Regions from separate parts of the Homo sapiens genome. Here region 1 is linked to region 2. The links are chromatin loops, found by intact Hi-C in ENCODE. Cell type or tissue: K562. All regions are shown on one strand. Links, peaks and the distances in the headings refer to the core of each region. The heading gives the core; the rest is flanking DNA. Region 1 overlaps CFDP1 (craniofacial development protein 1). Region 2 holds the start of BCAR1 (BCAR1 scaffold protein, Cas family member).

Region 1 (10,546 bases), core at 1,629-9,628, 70 kb after region 2:
TCAGAAGGGTTATGTACAAGAATTCCAGTATGGTCTGGTGAGGAATTCCAATATGGTCTGGTGCAAAAATCCCCCCAACTTTATAGTTTGAAAAATGTGAAACTGAAAGAAAAGTTGAAAACAGAACCACTATTTATCTAAATACGCTTCACTTAGATTCAATTGTTAACATTTTGCCACATATAACTTTTCTTTCTATATATAGATTTACTTTTTTGTGGCCGTGTGGAGCCATTGCATCATTTCACCTCTACATACCTTTAGCATGTATCTCCCAAGGACACTTTCCAACATACACCCAAGAAATTTAACATTGATATAATGACACAATATACAGTCCAATATAAAGTCCAGGTTCAAATTTCCTTCAACACACCTCCCAAAATGGCCTCGTTAGTTGCTCCCCATTCTCTCTCAAAATGCATCACATTTCAAAGTTTCTTTAGTCTCCTTTAATCTTGTAATCTAGCAGTCTCTTGCCTTTGGTTTTGTTGTTTTGATTTTTGGTCTTCAGTGTCTTGTTAATTTTTAAGAGTCCAGTCTGGTTGACCTATAGAATGTTGCTCATTGGATTTATCTGTTTCCTATGACTAGATTCAGGTTAAATATTTTTGCTGAGGATGCTAAATAGATGAGGTTGGGCACTTCTTACTGCACCATCATCAGAGGCACTAGTGTCAGGTCAGCCCATCCTGGCGATGCCAAGCGTGATCCCTTGGGTAAGGTTGTGACGGCCAGAACTCTCACTTGTAAAGGTACATTTTCCCTCTGTAATTAATTTGTAATTCATGTATAATATGTGAGATAATACTCTCAGGAAGTTCAGAAAGTTGACCGCTTCTTATTTCTTATGCCTCACTCTATAACGTCTTCGGCTACGTCTACAGACAGACTAGGGTGAATTAATAGTAAAGAATCCTATTTGAAAGGCCAGGCAGTGTGCTGGCTCACGCCTATAATTCAAGCACTTTGGGAGGCCAGGGAGGGAGGATCGCTTACGCCTAGGAGTTCAAGACTGTAGTAAGCTGTTATCGTGCCACTGCACTCCAGCCTGGGTTGACAGGATGAGACCCTGTCTAAAAAAAAAAAAAAAAAAAAAAAAAAGTCCTATTTGAAGGACAAAAATACAAATATTCAGGAAATCCCCAAAGGAGAGTAAAGCTCTAGCTGTAAAAAAGTCTTTAAAAAGTAAAAGAGGCCGGGCGCGGTGGCTCACGCCTGTAATCCTAGCACTTTGGGAGGCCAAGGCGGGCGGATCACCTGAGGTCAGGAGTTCGAGACCAGCCTGACCAACACAGAGAAACCCCATCTCTAATAAAAATATAAAATTAGCCGGGCGTGGAGGCGCATGCCTGTAATCCCAGCTACTCGGGAGGCTACTCCTACTGCCTCAGCAGGAGAATCGCTTGAACCCGGGAGGCAGAGGTTGTGGTGAGGCGAGATCGCACCACTGCACTCCAGCCTGGGCGACAAGAGTGAAAACTCCGTCTCAAAAAAAGATAATAAATAAATAAATAAAAATAAAAATAAAAAGTAAAAGAGCAGTTAACTAGAGAAAAGGCAAAAGGCTATGGGATCTTCAGCAAAGTCCTAGATTGGACAGGCAAGTGGCGAGGGCAGAGGCCTCTCTGGCCAACATGGAGGCCCTCGCCTAGATGAGTGGAGACTTCTCAAGGCCTGGTGCCTGGTACGCATGAGGGTTAAATGACACGAAGTCAGCAGCAAAGAAAACCTCTTCTGACCTGCCGCCAGACCTCTAAGGAAATGATACTTCTGAATTTCCCTTCCCCTTTGTCCACTCAAATGTGGTTTCATCTCCTCCCTGGGAAAGAGATAATGCTGCAGCCCTTCCCGCCTCTGCTCTAGCAATTTCCTTCTTTGAACCACTCCCATGGTGGGGGAGTCCTGGCAAAGCAGAGAAGGACACGCCACCATTTCACAGCAGTGTGGGAGTAAAGAAGGCCAGGGGGCTCTCCAAGGAGGAAATGTTGAGTGTAATGGAAACTAGATTCTGCCTGGGGAGGAGATGCTTTGCCCCTGAGGTGCGAACTGCTGTTGCTTTAATTTGTATGATTAGACACAGCTGGGGAGAATAATTTATTGACCAATACAAACAGACAATTTACATTTCTGAGACACAATTTTAAAGGAATTATTAAATACAGCTTCTAACAAAGACCATAATGACAACTTTATGCAGAACCCTGGGAGCTCAACAGAGGAAGACACAGCTTATTTTCCAGATACTGGTTCCATATGGCCTCCCACCAGTCACAGCCGCAGAGGCCAAGAAAAGCTGAGGCAGAGTCAGCATCTGGCATTAAAAGTCAATGACCTGGCCAGGTGTGGTAGCTCACCCCTGTAATCCCAGCACTTTGGGAGGCTGAGGTGGGTAGATTACCTAACGTCAGGAGTTCGAGACCAGTCTGGCCAACATGGTGAGACCCCACCCCCCATCTCTACTAAAAAAATACAAAAAATTGGCCAAGCATGGTGGTACATACCTGTAATCCCAGCTACTCAGGAGGATGAGGCAGGAGAATTGCTTGAACTTGGGAGGCAGAGGTTGCAGTGTGCCGAGATCGCGCCACTGCACTCCAGCGCGCCACTGCACTCCAGCCTGGGTGACAGAGTGAGACTCCGTATCACAAAAAAAAGAAAAAGGTCAATGACCCTTCTCAAGGAGAACTGTGCTCTGCTGTGACTGTGACTGGTCTGTGCTGGTCTGACGGCTGGAGCCACACACTCTCATGAACATTCCCCTGATCGTTCCCATCAGGGACAACATGGCCAGGCAAATAGCACATCTCGCCAACTAAGTCAACAGGACAAAGCACTGGGCAGAAGATCAATATGCCTCAGTGGTGTGTTGTTTGGCTGACTGTTGATTAGGGAGTTGGCATGCTTTCTTTCTTTCTTTTTTTTTTTTTTTGAGATGAAGTCTCACTCTGTCGCCCAGGCTGGAGTGCAGTGGCACAGTCTCGGCTCACTGCAACCTCCGCCTCCTGGGTTCACGCCATTCTCCTGCCTCAGCCTCCCCAGCAGCTGGGACTACAGGTGCATGCTGCCATGCCTAGCTAATTTTTGTATTTTTAGTAGAGACTGGGTTTCACCGTGTTAGCCAGGATGGTCTCGATCTCCTGACCTTGTGATCCGCCCGCCTTGGCCTCCCAAAGTGCTGGGATTACAGGCGTGAGCCACTGCGCCCGGCCGGCATGCTTTCTTAAATATCTGCATCCTGCTTTTAGACTTTCAGCTTTCTTTTTTCTCCCAGGGATGCATGTCTCTGTCTCTTCATAAAAAAATCTGAGGATATTAACATAAATTTTAAATTCTTGGGCACCTCTCAGGTTGAGACTAGGCTAAAGTTTTGGGATACAGGGGTGTCCTCAGTCAAATCAGAAATAATTCCTTACATCATAGACACCTCTCTTAAAACAAGTCATGCCTGCCCCTTTCTAGAAATGAGAAGGCACATTAAGCACATAGCTTTAAATGAAACTCATAGGAGCCGAACACATTTTGCAAAATTACTCCCTCTCAATACCAAACTTACTTTATTTATTTATTTTTTTGAGATGAAGTTTCTGTTGCCAGACTGGAGTGCAGTGGAGCGATCTCGGCTCACTGCAACCTCTGCCTCCCGGGTTCAAGTGATTCTCCAGCCTCAGACTCCTGAGTAGCTGGGATTACAGGCACATGCCACCATGCCCAGCTAATTTTTGTATTTTTAGTAGAGATGGGGTTTCACCATGTTGGCCAGGATGGTCTTGATCTCTTGACCTTATAATCCACCTACCTCGGCCTCCCAAAGTGCTGGGATTACAGGTGTGAGCCACCACGCCCAGCCCCAAACTTCTAACTGCTACTAAATAAGCATGCAAAATTCCAAATGAGGAGGAGATAGACATTGGACACAGCTGTGATCCTTGACACCTCAAAGTTACATCTGGGGTTGGGGGGGAACGTGCTTTATGGTCGTTGCATTACACGAGACTGAAGTGGTGAAGGTCATTTTTCAGCACTTAGCGCTCCTGCTAGGGTCCTGACTCCCAAATCTACTTTCTCAGTGGCATCCGCAACATCGTTTGCTCACTCAGTTGCCAGGGTAGCAGCTCTGGCCTCCTAGAGGCCACAATTCTACTAATATCAATGGGAAAACTTAATGAGGCTCAGATCCCAACCTGCCCCTCTTCCTCCAGAGGCAGCTTCCACTTCTCCTCACAAAGCTGGGATATGGCATCATCAGCGTTCCCCCTGTGGTGCCACCCCTCACAACCCAGGATTTAAAGAGCCCTTAGGAAGCAATCATCTATACAAGGGTGATCACAAGAATGGGGTTACTTAAGCATGAGCCCTAAGTGTCACTTTGCTAAGGCAATACAATGGATTTCAACAAAGAAATATTCGTTTCCACGTAGTTTGATACTGAAAGCAGAAAACTTTCTTTTTACTGCATGCAGGAAATGGTTTTCATAGAGGCTAACCACAGCTGAGCCATCTGTAAACCACAACATTGTTTCTCTTTAACAAATGGAAGATTTTTACCCACGGTATCACTGACCATCAAAAAGAATTCCCATCCTCCATCTCTAGAGCAAGAGAAAACGGTAAGTAGAGTTTCTTTCCTTAATCTGCTAGCCAGGGGTTGCTAAAACAGCCTTTTCATTCAGAAATGTAGTTTGTCCTCCAAGGTTCATCCCATCCCTACTGCTAGGAGATGTATGAACCCTTAAACAAGTCCAGTTTCTTTGCATTCTGAGACCCCCTCGGAGCATGCGCTTTTATGTGACCATGACTCACACTGGGTCATAATGTAAAACGTGTAACTATGACTGAAGGCCAAAAAGTTTGAAAAAGATGCTTTAGCGTTAACTGGCTGGCAAACGAAGAAGGTCTGCTGAAACAAAGTTGGCTGCTCTGCCAACAGATTGTTTGAAGGAAAACTAGTTAAAAAAAAAAGAAAAAAATCAAGTGCAATCAACTAAAGTAGGGCAGACCCTTCCATTCTTTGATTTTTCCCTGTGTATTAGCCATTTGCTTTGGGAAACTTGGCATCACGATCTCCCTGCTGTGAGAGCAAGGCCTCTGACCCAGGGCTCCTCACCCCAGACTGTGAGAGTGTGTGATTGACACCCTCTCCTGGGGGACGAGTGGCTTTGCTATGGCCTTCCAGTCACCGTGAGGCTCAGCTGGTGACTCTGCAAGGATTGCATGAGTGTGTTCATTGTTCTCACTGTTCAGATGAAGGAAAGGGGCTCAGAATATGGGACATTGATGGTCTCATGTGAATTAAACAACTGAAATGAGGGGGACTCATGCAAATAAAAGAACAAAATCCAAAAACATGACCTGAGTCACACCAAGGAATAGTTTCCCTCTAAGAATGAAGAGAAACAAGAACCCAAATATAAGCTACTAAATGTACTTGTACTCTGGAAGAATGCTGGAAAATCTGATGACTTACTATTTCTTATTCTCAGCTAGTATTTTTTTTTTAAGAGATGGGATCTTGCTGGTTTTGAACTCCTGGGCTCAAGTGAACCTCCTGCCTCAGCTTCCTGAGTAGCTGGGAGTCACAGGCACACGCCATCATGCCTTGCTCAGCTAACAGCTAATACTTTAATATTTTAATAAATTATTATTATTATTTTTACAAGACAAGATCTCACTATGTTGTTCAGCCTGATCCTGAACTCCTGGGCTCAAGGGATCCTCCTACCTCGGCATTCCAAAGTGCTGGAATTACAGGCGTGAGCCACAGTGCCCAGCCTGGCTAATACTTTTTATAATAGCTTTACTGAGATGTAATCCACATTCTAAAGATTTCACCTATTTAAAATGGTACAACTCAGTGGTTTTTAGTATATCCATTACCACAATCTCATTTTAGAAAATTGCCACTCCTGCCAAAAAGCCCCTTATATCCAGTAGCAGTTACTCTTCATTCCCCTCACCAGCTCTTGGCAACTACTAATCTACTTTCTGCCTCAACAGATTTACCTATCTCTCAGGTAATACTTTAAACCAAGCTTGTCCAACCTGCCTTATTCTGTTATTGTTTTGTTTTGTTTTGGGCTTTTACCAGCCTGAAGCCATGTTTTTCAGTTTCTGCCTCTAGTGATAAGCGGAAAAGAGGGGTGAGGAAGGGGCTTTATGGGCCCAACCAGAAACAGAAACTAAGAACTCATGACTGTATTCTCTCCCTTGGACACCCCTGCTTTAAACCATAAATTTAAGATTATATATAAGCATCCAGAAGAAACAACACATCTCTCAGTTGGTATCTATCACAGCCTCCTATAGGAAACACATTTAAACTTTCCTAATTTGTTTTCTTTTTCTTTTTCGAGACCAAGTCTTGCTTTGTCGCCCAGGCTGGAGTGCAGTCGTGCGATCTTGGCTCACGGCAAGCTCCACTTCCCAGGTTCATGCCATTCTCCTGCCTCAGCCTCCCGAGTAGCTGGGACTACAGGCGCCCGCCACCATACCCGGCTAATTTTTCTGTAATTTTAGTAGAGACGGGGTTTCACCGTGTTAGCCAGGATGGTCTCGATCTCCTGACCTTGTGATCCACCCGCCTCGGCCTCCCAAAGTGCTGGGGTTACAGGCGTGAGCCACCGCGCCCAGCCTATTAAACTTTCCTAATTTGTTTTCTACATGATGGTCATGCATACATTTTGTAAGAAGAATCAGAAATCTAGTCTTTACACAGGAATATTAGAATATCTGGGCATTGCTTGTAAAGTGAAGTCCCAGATATCACCAACACTATTTCGGATCTGTGTTTTTAAAGCACTTGGGTACAGTGGCTTTGCAGTCAGTGTAGAAACCTGTCCCTCCCACTTAATAAATTTTTATTTATAGTCATGTGTTGCTTATGTTCTGAGAAATGTGTTAGGTGATTTCATTGTTGTGCCCAACATCACAGAGTGTACTTACACAAACCTAGATAGTATAGCCTACTACAGGCTTACATTGTGTGGTAAAGTTTATTGCTCCTAGGCTACAAATCTGTATAGCATGTTACTGTACTAAGTACTGTAGGCAACTGTAACAGAATGGTAAGCATCTATGTCTAAACACATCTAGACCTAGAAAAGGTACAGTAAAAATATGGTACAGTTGAGCATCCTAAACCCAAAAATCTGAAATCTAAAATGTTCCAAAATCCAAAATATTTTGAGCACTGACATGACACTCAAAGGAGCATTTCGAATTTTGAATTTCCAGATTTGGGGTGCTCAACCACTAAGTAGAATACAAATATTAAAAAAAAAAAAAATCCCAAATCGGAAACACTTCTGGTCCCATGCATTTTGGGTAAGGGATACTTAACCTGTGTATAAAAGATAAAAAAAGGTACAGCTGTATAGGAAGTTTACCATGAATGGTGGAACCCGCAGGACTGGAAGTTGCTCTGGGTGAGTCAGTGAGTGAGTGGTGAGTGAATGTGACGGCCAAGGACATTACTGCACACTACTGTGGATTTTATAACCACTGTACACTTAGGCTACAATACATTTATTTAGAAAATTTTTTTTTCTTCAATAAAAATTTAACCTTAGCTTACTGTAACTTTATAAACTTTTTAATCTTTTAAAACTTTTTGACTGTTTTTTAGTAATGCTTAGCTTAAAACATAGCACAGCTGTAGAAAAACTTTCTTTATACCCTGTTTCTGTAAGGTTTTTTTCTATTTTAAAATGTTTTCACTGTTTTTACTTTTTAACGTTAAAAAAAAAAAAACTAAGACAAACACACACATTAGTCCAGGCCTACACAGGGTCAGGATCATCAATATCACTGTCTTTGACTTCCTTATTTTGTCCCATTGGAAAGTCTTCAAGAGCAACGTGTCTGGAGCTGCCATCTCCTATGACAACAATGCTTTCTTATGGAATCCTTCCTGAAGGACCTGCCTGAGGCTGTTTTACTTAACTTTTTTTTTTTTTTTAACAAGTAGAAGGAATACACTCTAAAATAACAATTTAAAGTATACTATAGGGCTGGGTACAGTGGCTCACGCCTGTAATCCCAGCACTTGTGAAGGCCGAGGCAGGTGGATCACCTGAGGCCAGGAGTTCAAGACCAGCCTGACTAACATGGTGAAACCCGATCTCTACTGAAAATACAAATTTGCCGGGCCTGGTGGAGCGTGCCTGTAATCCCAGCTACTCCAGAGGCTGAGGCAGGAGAACTGCTTGAATCCAGGAGGTAGAGGTTGCAGTGAGCCGAGATCGTGCCATTGCACTCCAGCCTGGGCAACAAGAGCGAAGCTCTGTCTCAAAAAAAAAAAAAAAAGTATACTATACATACATAAAACAGTAACATAGCTGTTTATTCTCTTTTATATGACTGGCAGCATGGTAGGTTTGTTTACACCAGCATCACTGTGAACACACGAGTGGTGTGTGACTGTATTTATTTTTACTCTGGGCAAGTTAATTTCTCTGAGTCTCAAGTAAGTAACCAATTAGTAAAATGAAGATAATAAGAACTACCTTGCAGGGTAATGATTAAATGAGATATTCATCAACTCAGCCCTTATCGTTGAGTGCCTTCAGTGTGCCAGACTCTTTTTTGGCCACTGGAGATAGACAGATTTCTTACCCTCATTTAATTTATTCACAAGATAAAGATACACAAACAAGCAATTACATTAGGAGAAAACCATTACACAGGAAGTGCAGTAGAGCATAAGAGTCTGAGATGGGGAAAGCTATAGAGAGGGTGGGGGAGGTGTCTGAGAGTTGAAGGATGAGAAAGAATTTGCCAGGGGGACGAGCTGGGATAGAGAAGTCCACAACGAGGCAACAGGCACTGAGATGTGTGTGAATGCACTTAGCATAATGCCTGGTGCACAGCAGATCATCAATACCTCCTGTTGTCCTCACTCTTATCCTCTTGTGTTATGAAAAAAACTCACTCTAGAATCCAGAAAGAAATTTTAAAAATTGTTGTTGCTGGCTGGGCGCGGTGGCTCATGCCTGTAATCCCGGAACTTTAGGAGGTCGAGGTAGGTGGGTCACCTGAGGTCAGGAGTTTGAGACCAGCCTGGCCAACATGGTGAAACTCCGTCTCTACTAAAAATACAAAAATTAGCCGGGAGTGGTGGCAGGCTCCTGGTAATCTCAGCTACTCGGGAGTCTGAGGCAGGAGAATCACTTGAACCTGGGAGGTGGAGGTTGCAGTGAGTCGAGATCACACCATTGCACTCCAGCCTGGGCTACAGAGTGAGACTTTGTCTTAAAAAAAAAAAAAAAAAAATTGCTGCTGCTAGGAAAGATTAGTGGAGCTGGGACTCAGAAGTTGCTTGTTCTTTTTTCGAGGCTAAGTCATCTTTGGCAGCAAAGTGTATTTTAAATTTTGGCGGTTTCTTTCCCCACAAACTTTTGATTTTGAGAAATTTCAAGCCAAGAAACGTTGGTCTCCTTTAATTTAGAACAGTCCCCTTACCTGTAGAATGGCCTGCTCTTTGGAATTGTCTGATTGTTAATTTGAGCTTCTTTGATGGCATATGGGAGTCTTCTAGCATGGAAAGTCCTTGGACTTTTCTCCATCTATACCCACTCTTTGGGTGACTGCATCCAGTCCCAAGGCTTAAATACTATTTGTATGCCTATGACCCCCAAATGTCTTACCTTCAGCCCAGACTCTAACTCCAGCTTTATATACCCAACAGCCTTGAGGGCCCTAGTCTGCTCTGCCTATAGCCTTGCACATCTTAGTTGTGGGGGACAACATCTGTCCAGTCCTTACCTCCCAGACTTCCTCTCCTAGCACAGCCCCTTGTATAGTCCCCTTCAGGCATGCATCTACCTTAGAGGCCTTGCCTCAAGCTATTCCTTCTGCCCAACGACTGTGCCCAGTTATCCCCTTGACTAACTTCCTGACCTCTTTCAAGTCTGGTCAAATCTCCATTTCTCAATGAGGCTTATGCTGATCATCCTATTTAATACTGCAAGCTTCCTCTTCATCCCACATACCTGGTCCTCCTCCCTTCCTCTGATTGTCTTTTCTCTATCACACTTAGCATTTTCTAATGTATCCCATAATTTATTTGTTATGTTTATTCTTTTACTGTCTATTTCTCTGCTGTAGTGGAAACTCCACAAGGGCTGGAACGAATGTCTATTTTGTTCACTGATATAACCTAAGCACCCGGCAGGGTGCCTGGCACTTGGTAGGCACTCAAAAAATATTTGTTGAAAGAATGTATGGATCTTGGGAAACCATATCAATGTCATACATTATAAATCCCAGTGAAGTGATACTGATTAAAGTAACAACTCTGCATTGGCTAACCTCTTAGTTGCTACTCAAGCTAGCTAGGTTTTCTACAGGGGAACTAAGTACTTCAGAGCAAGCACAGGGAACCATTTATTAATTGCAACAGACATTCTTGAATGGCTGTCAATAGCCTGGAAATTGTCCTAGGCTGGCTTAGGCACCTCTCATGAGAGCCTGCAGAACGTTCAATAATCTTGTCATTAATCTGAGGTACAGGGTTTAAGATATCTTAGTTGACAAACAAATAAGGGAC
Region 2 (10,546 bases), core at 918-8,917:
GAGAAGGCCTTTGCATACAGGGTCAGAGACGGCCTCCCCAAAGAGATGACATTCCACAGGATTCCTGTCTGAGAAGAGCATGGGGCAGAGGAAGGGCCTCAGCCAGGGGGCTGGAGCAGGGAGGCAGGCTGTGACCCTGGAGCGGCAAAAGGACTCACACCGCAGACTCCATGGATGATGCGTGCACAGCTCAGTGAACGTCATCCGCACAACCAGCTTCCCCACGGCCAGATAAGCCCAGACGAGCAAAGCACACACCACCCCAAGCATTCCTGCTCTGGACATGCTCGCAGGCCCCCCAGCAGCCTCCCCCGGAACCCCTGCCATGCTTCAAACTGGAGGAGAGGCCAGCCTCCCCAAGCCTACTTTCCTGGCCTCCCGCACTGCTGGGCCTAGGGCATGACCCAAGCTGGGCCAGTCAGGTGCTCCTGCCCAAGTTTTCAAGGGACACAACTGTGACCTCAGAAGGGGTGCAAAGCCAGTCCAGGTGGACACTGTCAGCCACCTGTGTCCAAGGCGCAGTGGAGGCTGCTGCCTGACTCACTCATTCTCTGGTACCCTACTCCTGCCGCACCCTACTCCCACTTCAGAACATGCTGGACTATCATCCCCTCCAGGAAGGCTCCTCCTGGGACACCTTCTCCCCTCTGCCCCCACCTCACAGTACTGCCCAGCATATCTTGACATAGCCCAATTCACACCCCTGCACCCCAGGCACCCAGGACAGGAGGACAAGTCTACCTCCTTCAGAAGGGTAACTCCAGGGCACGTGCACCAGAGGAACCCAGGAAGGCCTTTGGGGGCTTGCTCATCCCAAAGGGCAGGGCCAGAGGAGGAGAGCCCCAGCCTGATGCCAGCACTCCCTAAACAATATCCCAGCTGTTGCACATAGGACTGACAGGACTGCCCCACACGCTCTGCCTGGCTCTGAGAATGGCCCTCATTGTGTCCCCGGGGCCCGCCTGGGCACCATATCCACCCGGGCTGGGCAGGCAGGCCCTGAGAAGCACAGCGGCTGGGACCAGGGCTGCGGGTGACACACGTCAGGGAGAGCTGCAGCCGTCGGATGGGTGTTGGGGTCTCCTCATTGGCTCTGCCAGCTGCCTTGGGAGCCCTGGACGTGCTGTGGCTGTCCCCAAACTCCTTCTCTGGGTCAGGCGGAAGCTGGTGTCGGCGAGTGGTAAGGGGAGATGCTGCTGCTCCAAGGAGCCTTCCCTGGTTGCCTGAAGGGACAACCCAGGAGTTCTCAGGAGCAGGGCCAGCCCAAACCAACTGCAGAGAACACTGCAGGTATCACTGCTGACCAAAACCCTCTCTGCCAGGCCTGGCTCATATCTGGCCTGCACCCTTTCACCCAGCAAATATGACCTCAGCACCCGCAAGCCAGCACAAGGTGGGAGCTGGGAGAAAATGGCAAGAACTCCTGTTCTCTGCCCAAGACCCCAGGGTTGGGGGCAGACAAGGAAATGGGTAATAGTGCCACACTTGTCACTAAGTTCACAATAATAAGAACAGCACAGTTCCTCCCTGCGGGAGGCAGAGCTCTTTCCCACACAGCCACCAGCTCATTTAACCCTCAAAACAACCCCATAAGACACGATTACCTCCATCTTACTAGACAGGAAAACCAAGGCTCAGAAGCTCCCTGACAGCCCAGGGTCACTGAGTCCAGAAGCAGCAGAGGCCGACCCCAGGCTGAGACACGGTGGAGCTGGGTGGCTCCACTTTATCTCCACCGAGGGGTGACGCCTGGGTTCGTGGAAACCACCAGAGGAAATGTCACAGGCCTTTCCCACCCCTCCTGTCCACGCCCCCAACGCACACATGCACCCGCCCCAGCACAGAGCCTCGCACATAGCAGGCACTTGGGAAACACTGACTTCTTTCATACCCAGAACCATCACAAACTTGGGCCAAGTTTATTTCTGGGGCATTCTATTTGCTTGTCCCAAAGAGCCTCCGTGGCCAACGGATGCAGGCCCAATAAGCATGCGCCCAACTGGCCATCCGCACCCGGGACCCACCTGGAGGGGTCCTGATCACCCCACTTGGTCCTGGCCTCAGGCTCTGAGGGGCACCTCCTCTTCCCTCCCCCATGTCCCCATCCTGGGTGGAACTCCAGGACCTGCCAGCCTTAGTGGCAACTTCCCCTAATACTCCCACAACAACAGGGTGGCCAGGGTCTGGGCTCAAGTCCTGGGTGCCCGGGTGGCAGGCAGCAAGGGTGTGAGCAGACTACATAGCCTGTGCACGGGGCCCACGTTCCAGAGCCACCCCAGGGGAGCATGGCTCCTATCCTGCCAGCCTTAGGAGGGCGTGAATCGTCGGAGAGGATGAGGCCGGGAAGGCGTGCAGGCCCTCAGCCCCACGCGTGACACTCAGCAGCAGGAGGGAATAAAAAGCCACCTGTGGGGTGGCCACTGCCAAGGGCTCCCCGACACAAGCACAGAGCACAGCCTGGCCTTGGCTGCAGCACCACAGCAGATGCCTTTATGCCCAGGGCCAGCTATGGGCTGAAAGCACACCCCAGTCCTCACTCCAGCCAGGGCATCCCAGGCACTGTCCCTAAGAGGCTGGGCAGAGGAGGTGGCATGGGGAGGGCTCTCCTGCTTCAGGACATGGAACCTGCAACCCAAAACACCCCACAGACAGTGCGGACGGCTGGCAGGCCCCAGGCCTATACCCCTGCAGGCAGGATCAGCGGTGTTCACTCAAGCGGACCTGCTGGAGCTCATGCTTGTGATCCGGGGTTTTGGCAGAGAGCTCGGTGTGAGGCTGACCCCTGACTTCAGGGACAGCACCAGGCCCAGAATAGGGGTAGCCCCCACCTCCAACCCCAACTGTGTCATCAAGGAGGCTAGACCCACCCCTCCACCCTACTTCTGCCCCAGGCTAGAATGTAGAGGTGGGAGGAAGTCAGGGAAGCAAGACACAGGTGGAGCCAGGGCCTCTCCTGTGCTCGGAGGGCCAGGAAGGGCCTGACAGAGGGCAGAGCCCCACCCTCTTACACGGAGACCACCCTGCAGCCCTTTATCTGGGGGCCAAGGAAGAGGCTTGCCCAGTGTCTTTGCTGGAGAAACTTCCCTATCACCCAATCCCACTCCCCACACTTCACCTCTGACTCCAAAACTGCCTCCTCTTAGAAGCCCCCCTGGAGCGCACCTCCCCTGCTGGTTGGTTCTAGCTGACCAGTTGGTTTAGCCGGCTGTGGGCTCCTGGGGGCAAGGGAAGGAGTTGTCCAGGCTCAGAAGAAAAGGGTGGTAGGACCTCCTAAAGGGACAGCAGATGCCAGGAGAGGGCCGCAAAGGCACAGCGTTGGAACCAGAGGGTTCCTACCAAGTTGACAACTCCAAAAGAGCATGGTGGTCCCCCAAGGACCAGAGCTCCCCCAATCCCAGACTGGGAATTCGGAGGCCACATGTGGTGCTGCACTGGGGGGCCATGCCAGAAGACGAGGTTCTGGATCCAATTCTGAGGACAACTGACTGTCTCTCTGTACCTCAGTGTCCCCATCTGCACCATCCGTATAATGGGAAAGGGGTTTGAGGAGCTGTCTCAGGGCCCCTCCTGTACAGACAGGAGGCCCTAGTGGCACTGTCCTTATTTCCATCCCTCGCCTAGACCTGGGGCCATGGTACCAGTACACAGTGCTCACCCTCCTGCTCAGACAAACAGTAACGGCCAGAAGCTCCAAGCCTCCTGCCCCAGCCCAAGGTGACTTTCCTGGCAGAACCTGGGACTGCCCTGCCCTGCCCTGCCTCCACCCAGCTCCCGGGCAAGCAGTGCCAGGAGGAAGTGTCAGCAGCTCCTCCCCAAAGCTCTTTTCCCCACAGCCCCGCCACCCCCGTACCTGGGCCCCGATTCTCCAGGCACCCCGACACCTGCTCTCACAGGCCGGCCAGCCCCCACCACCCAACTCTCCACCGAGGGAAAGGAATGGGCACAAGAGGGGGCGTGTCCCGGCCCAGGGCGATGGGAAACATCTCACTAGCAAAGAAGAGATCAACCCATGGTCATTCTGAGAAGGTGACCAAAGCTGCGGCGGGCCCCGGGAGGGGTGTGGGAAAGGAAACCAGGGACTCTCAGGAGGGAACGGGAGCCTTGTGGTAGAAAAGGAGCTGCTGTCCCCGATCTGGAACTCGAAACCCCAACATCTTCCAGGCCGTAAGCCCCTCACCCCGCACCCCTAGGCAAATCTCCGCTTTCCCAACTCCCTCACCTCGGTCCAGCGATCAGCCTCTCGGACCCTCGAGAGGGAGCTCCGACCCTGCTCTAGCTCTTGCGGGTCCCCCAACCATGGACTCCAAAGCCTTCATGTCCACACTGCAGAACCCGGCCCTGGCCCCCTCCCGCGACACTCGCGTGCGGCTAGGACTCCTGTGGCCAGGACCCGGCTTCCACCGGCGCTCGGCGTGCGGGGCTGCAAAGCCCGCGGCGCGCCCGCCCCCACTCCCGCTCCGCTCCCGGAACCCCGCGCCGGCGGCCGGAGTGAATCATTAACTGGAGCCGGGTGCTCCGGCTGCGCAGCCTTCCCCGCTGGCGCCACGCACTTGCCCGCCCGGCCTCGGTCCCCCGGAGCTCCTCCCTCTCCGGGAGCCGGTGGGCAGTCCCCACGCCACACCAGCCGGACCACCCGCCAGAGGCTCAACGGCCCCTCCTCGCAGCCGAGGAAACTGAGGCTCGGAGGCAGGGCGCAGAGGCCCAAGGTGACACAGCAGGCGGCCGTCGGCCGGGGAGCGCGGGCCCCGCCAGCCACTTTCCCGACACAGGAACCCTCCTACCGGCTGGCGGCCCCCGCGCCCGGCCCCGCCAACGCACCCGAGGCGCACAGGCTCCGGAGCCCCCGCGGTTCCTGCCTCCCGGCTTCCCGGCCAGGGCAGAAGGAGATCCCAGGGCCGCGGACCCCGGCCGGCGGTTCCCAGGCCCCGCAGGTCCGGCAGGAAATGCCGCTCGCTTAACCCCTTCCAGCCCGCTGCCGCCTCCAAGCCCGTACGCGGCCCGGCCCCACCTGGCGCCCTCACCAGGTGGTTCATGGTGTCCGGCGGGCCTGGGGCCCCGGCTCTCGCGGGGGCGCACACCGAGCTGCCCGGGCCGCGTGCCCTCGGGGCTCCGAGCGCGCCGCAGCCGCCCCGGTGCCGCCGCGCAGCTGCCGCCTCGGCCACCCAGAGCCGGTCCAGCCGCTCTCCGCCTGCCGCCACGGCCCAGCCGGCCCAGCCCGATCCCAGCATGCCCGGCCGCGCGCGCCCATTGGCCGCCGCCGCTCTCCATGCAAATAAGCCGCCTGTCGGGGGCGCGGGCGCGCAGACAGAAGCCCGCCCAGTAGGGGCCGCCCCCCGCCCCGCCCCCCACCTCCAACCCCGAGGCTCCAGGCCCCTGCCCGAGGCCAGGCTTCCAGCCTAGGGCGCAGGACACCGCTCTCCAACAAATGCACGTCCCCGCCTTCCACCCAGGCGAGAACGCACCGAAGGCCTACGCAAACTCCTCCACTTCTGGGAAGGCTGCCCGGTTTGCCTTCTTCCTCCAGAGCCGAGACATGGCCTCAAGTCGACTTGTCTTTCCCGCTAACCAACCCCAGGGCATTCATCGCGTGTCCATGGGCCGTGGGACTCAAATCTGAATCTAGAGGGAAAGGGGAGGGGGCGTGCCCCAGCCTGTAGGAGACGAATCATCACCACCACAGCTCCGACTGTAGACGGTCCCACCGTGTAAGGACCCCAGGAAATGAAGCCTCAAGCAGGGAGGCTGGCGAGCTCTCGACCCAGCGCTTTTCACGGGCAGCACCTACCTTCCCCTGCATTGTGCCGACATCTGGGGACTCGGGCTGGTCCTCCAGCTGATCTGCCTCCTCTCATTACTCATTCCTAGGTTCAGCCTAAAACCTGGGCCTAGTACCCTCCTGAGTCCTGCTCCAACTCATCTGCTTCAGCGACATGGGGTAGGAGAGCGGCACTGGGGGAATGAGGGAGATAGAAGGAAGAATCACTCGGGGGAAACCGAGTGGAGACAACCTTGGCTCTCCTGAGTTGCCCCTTGCTCGGTTGCAGGTCAGTGACTGTCACCCCATGCAGCAGAACCAGGGTGCCAGAGCCCCTGGGCCAGGCCAGGGAGGCACAATCTGCAGGGAGATGATAGGACCGAGCCTGGTCCAGACCAGACAGGACCCTCAGTCAACAATCCTGGGCCACTGGCTGAGCAATGGGATGCCACGAGGCAGCCCTGGTGGCAGGGAAGCAGCGGGGTAGACCCGGCTTCACGCAGCAGAGAATTCTCAAGCATGGCCTATGGAAGACACAAGCCCAGGTGGGCCTGCAGCTGCCCCTCTGTCTGACCCCCAGGGCTCAGCCTACGCAGCGCCTGGCCAGATGTGCCACCTTGGCAGGCCCTCTCCCCTCTCTGGGCTCCTTTCTCATCTGAAAAGGGGCTAGGACAGCCCATGATTTGCTGCTCAGGTGCTCTGGGGAGCTAGTTAAAAAACAGACTCCTGTGTCCCACCCCTCCCAAAAAACTGGACGTCTGCATTTCTTCAATATTTGGCTTGGGAAGCATTGGCCAGAACTCACAGCACAGCGGGTGAGGAAGGAGCAGTGGGATGAGACAGAGCATGACCCAGAGTCCTCAGGAGGAACAGAACAGCTAGCCAACACCCTGTGCCTCCCCGACACAGCCCGCCTCGCCTCAGAAGAGGAGCCAGCCTTCAGGGAAGCTGCCTGGAGCATCTCCTCCTGCTTGTTCCCAAGAGCTGTGCCGGGCCCCTCCTGCACCCTGACCCTGTCCAGCCACCCACTCCTCAGCCTGGCTGGCACACCAGCTTCCCAGAGAGCAGGTCTGAACCAGCGGGACCCTCAGGAGCCTGAGGTCATCCCTGGGCCTCCACTTCTGTGGGGAGGGGAGACCAGGCCTCATGGGCAGGCAGTGCCCTGCTGGCAGGGCCCCAGGCAGCAGTCTCTGCAGGGACGGGCAAGGACACAAAAGGCCTGGCCCTCAAGGGAGCTGGCCCCTGCTCCATCCTAGTTGGCCAAGGAGGGCGGTGCAGAGAGGAGGTGGATGGCTGGAACCTTGGGGGATGAGACCCTCCTCCCCCAGTAGCTGCATTAGAACAGCACTGGGGGTGGGGCTGCTGGTGTGAGCAGGAGGCAGCAAGGGAAACAGGCTCCGACACAGGCATTTCAAAAATTTGCTCCTTTTCCACTTAAATTCCCTCCCCCAAAAGCCTGTGCCTCCCAGAATGGCATTTCCGCTTTGGAAACAAGGCCCCAGAAGTTAAGCCCCACAGTGTTGATGGGGATGTAGCTGGGGGGTGGGGGAGGAGCACCCACTGGCCAGGCTCTGGCCGGGGTATATGGGGGCAGAACCTCACCCCACCCCCAGTCCAGCCTCCCGGACCTCCGCTGTCAAGGACAGGGATGCAGCCCCACATACCCAGCACAGCCTCTGCGCCCAGCCAGTGCCAGGGGCCCTATGCCCATGCATTTATTTTGTGCACACAGCAATCCTGCAAAACAGGCTCACCGTTAGCCCCAATTTTTTTTTTTTTTGAGATGGGGTTTCACCATATTGGTCAGGCTGGTCTCGAACTCCTGACCTCAAGTGATTCACCCACCTCAGCCTCCCAAAGTGCTGGGATTATAGGCGTGAGCCACTGCACCCAGCCTAGCCCCATTTTTCACATGAAGAGACCGAGACCCAGTTTACCAACCACTGCCCCATCCCACACATTTCGGGGCACAGAAGGGACAGGGCCAGGGAAGAAATGGGGCTGCTAGACCTCAGCCCACCCTGCAGCAGGAAGGGAATCTAGGGACAGGGACAGCAGCACTCCAGGCTCAGAAAGCCAAACACCCCTGTCACACTCAGACTGCAAAAGGACAGGCAACTGAGACCTAAGCACCTTCCTCCCCAGTAAAACTGAGCTCAGCACTGGGGCCAGCACCACCCCCACCCCACTAAGTTTAGCCCCATTGGTGAGAAGGGGTGCAGTAAACATTTGTTGACTGGGTGGGACCTCAGAGGTGGCCCTCATGGGATAGGCTGGCCTGGGTGAAGAAATCTGAGGCTGCCCCAGTCTGGAGGATGGGGGTGGTTAAGTCACGCCTAAGTGCAGAGGCACACACTTGCATACACACAGCACACACGCATGCGTATACACACAGTGGGACTGGCAGCAAGGAGAGACGCCCTGAATAAGGAGGAGCTGGGAGAGGTTGTTGCCAGACCAAGGGAGACAGCTGCAGATATGTGGCCGGGGCACCAGCACAGGGCCCTCCCAGACAGTTGTGTCATCCCAGGAGTGGCCTGGCACCTCCAGCCAGGTTGAAGATGAGCTCACAGGCTGGAAGGGATGTCTCCAACCCCTCAGGGCCTGGAATAGCTGTTTGTACAGAAAACAGGTGGACCCAGCACACCAGGACACTAAGTGTCTGGAGTGGAGGGGGTTATACTGGACCCAAGTGGAAAGATAAGCCTGGGATAGGGTTCCTGCTCTTTGGGCTTTCTGAGATCTGCCTTCAGGACAGACCCACTGCACAGAACTTTTCTTGCTCAATGCTCACCAATGTCCACTGCAGCATTTATGACAGCAAAGCATGGAGCAAAACAGGCTCACCTATCAATGCTAATTCTAGGGGACCGGTGAGACAAACCACAGCGCCTCAGTAGAATAGCTTGCAGCTATTAGATGGCCTCTTCCAAAGACTGAAATAATGCAAGAAAATGCTTACAACAAACTAAAGTGAAAAGAGCAGGCTAAAACCAGTTTGCACAGTGTAAAGGCACACAGCCCCCTCCCCTCCTGAAGCCTCGGCCTCCCAGCAGCAGGGAGGGTGGACTCGGTTGATGGCCAGCTCTGGGAGCGGCAGCAGGAGAGGATTTCCTGAGGCCGGAGGTGAGCACTGCCAGCCCCAGGAACAGGAAGAAACGGTATCTCTGGAGGGCCAATGAGAGCTGACACCATCCCCCTAGGCTGGACACTCACAGTGGCAAGCTCAAAACCAAGGCAAGGCTGGGCAAGGTGGCTCACGCCTGTAATCTCAGCACTTTAGGAGGTCGAGACTAGCCTGTCCAACATGGCGAAACTCCGTCTCTACTAAAAATACAAAAATTAGCTGGCCGTGGTGGCGGGCACCTGTAATCCCAGCTACTCAGGAGGCTGAGGCAGGATAATTGCTTGAACCAGGAGGTGAAGCAGTGAGCTGAGATCACGCCACTGTACTCCAGCCTGGGCGATAGAGCAAGGCTCCATCTCAAAAAAAAAAACAAAAAACAGCTGGGCACAGTGGCTCACGCCTGTAATCCCAGCACTTTGGGAGGCCAAGGCGGGCAGATCATCTGAGGTCAAGAGTTCAAGACCAGCCTGACCAACATGGTGAAACCCCGTCTCTACTAAAAATACAAAATTAGCCGGGCGTGGTGGCACATGCCTGTAATCCCAGCTACTCAGGAGGCTGAGGCTGGAGAATCACTTGAACCCGGGAGGCGGAGGTTGCAGTGAGCCAAGATGGTGCCATTGCACTCCAGCCTGGGCGAGAGAGCGAAACTACGTCTCAAAAAAACAAAAACAAAACCCAGGCGAGGGCACGGAACCTTTGTGGATAGCACGGAGGTGAACCTACTGTCACACACAGAACGGACAGCCCACACCCCAACACCAGTCATTCCTCACTGCTGCCCTGGGACCAGGACGGAACGACGGCTACCTGGAGGCAGAGAGAGGGGCAATGCCCCACGCAGCTCCCATGGCCAGCAGAGCTCGCACCTTCCACCTCATAACCCAGGCGTGTGCCTACTGGTAAGCACCCCAGGTGACCCCAGACCGCAGAGCATGCACTCAGGACTCAAGCTGGAGCTGTTACCATAAAGGGCTTCCCATCCTCCACTGCGGGGCAGTGTTTGTCATTACCAGTAGTGGCTCTGACTGTGGGAAGGTGGGCGGGCCCTATAGCCTGAAGCCAAATCCCTCCAGTGGTCATCCCCTTTGGCATGCCCAAGGCCAGTCCCCAGAGACCCGGGGGCAGGGGCAGTATCCAAGGTGTGTGGGCAGAGCTGCCAGGTAAGGGACACAGCACGGATGGGGGGGGGTGGGGCCTCCCTGCACTCCAAGTCCTGGCCTGCATCCCACTAAATCCAGCCCTACGCCTCCACTTCAGGCCTGTCAGAAACAGGACTGGAAGAGGCAGCACAACTTTCCAAATTATCTGGAAATTAACAAGCAGCAGAGGCCCCTGCCGTAGGTGCCTGCCTCAGAGAGGGGCTCAGCTCACAGCCGCCCGAGGCCGGTGTGAGCCAGCAAGGCAGCCCCAGGGTGCCGTTCAGAGGCTCTCCGCCCACCCCAGCAACCCCTTCCTCTTCTGCACCCTCCTCTCTCAGCTCTCCCCTCCTGCCCAGCCTCCTGGGGCTGGCAGGTGGGGCAGGCACCAGCACAGGGCCCTCCCAGACAGGTCCTCCTGGACCAGCGGCACCCCTGTGTGCAGTGAGGAGGGGCCATGTGCACTCTGCCCCGCTGCTGACCACCAGGTCCTCCTCCTGAATCTGCGCCCTATGGCAGAGGCAG

Evidence for each region. Peaks named below come from ENCODE experiments on the same cell type or tissue, not always from the same donor. Only the 100,000 strongest peaks of a DNase experiment are listed, where the experiment ranks them.
Region 1: a loop joins it to region 2, with 2.3 times the contacts of the local background. A loop is called at or near these places in 4 of 110 quality-filtered maps.

What each region holds. Positions count from the first base shown.
Region 1 is chr16:75,315,492-75,326,037 of GRCh38, forward strand. All of the region lies in intron 5 of CFDP1 (craniofacial development protein 1), which reads right to left. Among named protein-coding and RNA genes, the nearest start is that of BCAR1, 69 kb to the left of the region's middle. RefSeq lists enhancers at 1,625-1,674, 4,142-4,311. In K562, for the core only: a CTCF peak has its summit at 5,136; a DNase peak (open chromatin) is centred at 1,910.
Region 2 is chr16:75,246,450-75,256,995 of GRCh38, forward strand. It overlaps BCAR1 (BCAR1 scaffold protein, Cas family member), which reads right to left and starts at 5,175. Exons shown (of 7, transcript NM_014567.5): 1 at 5,022-5,175. The coding sequence starts at 5,033. LOC105371344 (a long non-coding RNA gene) reads left to right here and starts at 9,349. Exons shown (of 3, transcript XR_933740.3): 1 at 9,349-9,784. RefSeq lists enhancers at 1,638-2,301, 5,387-5,927, 6,468-7,008, 7,009-7,548, 7,549-8,089 and 4 more and silencers at 5,058-5,217, 5,278-5,387, 9,702-9,996. In K562, for the core only: no CTCF peak of the experiment used is centred there; DNase peaks (open chromatin) are centred at 1,783, 4,078, 4,512 and 5,272; H3K4me3 peaks cover 1,408 bases.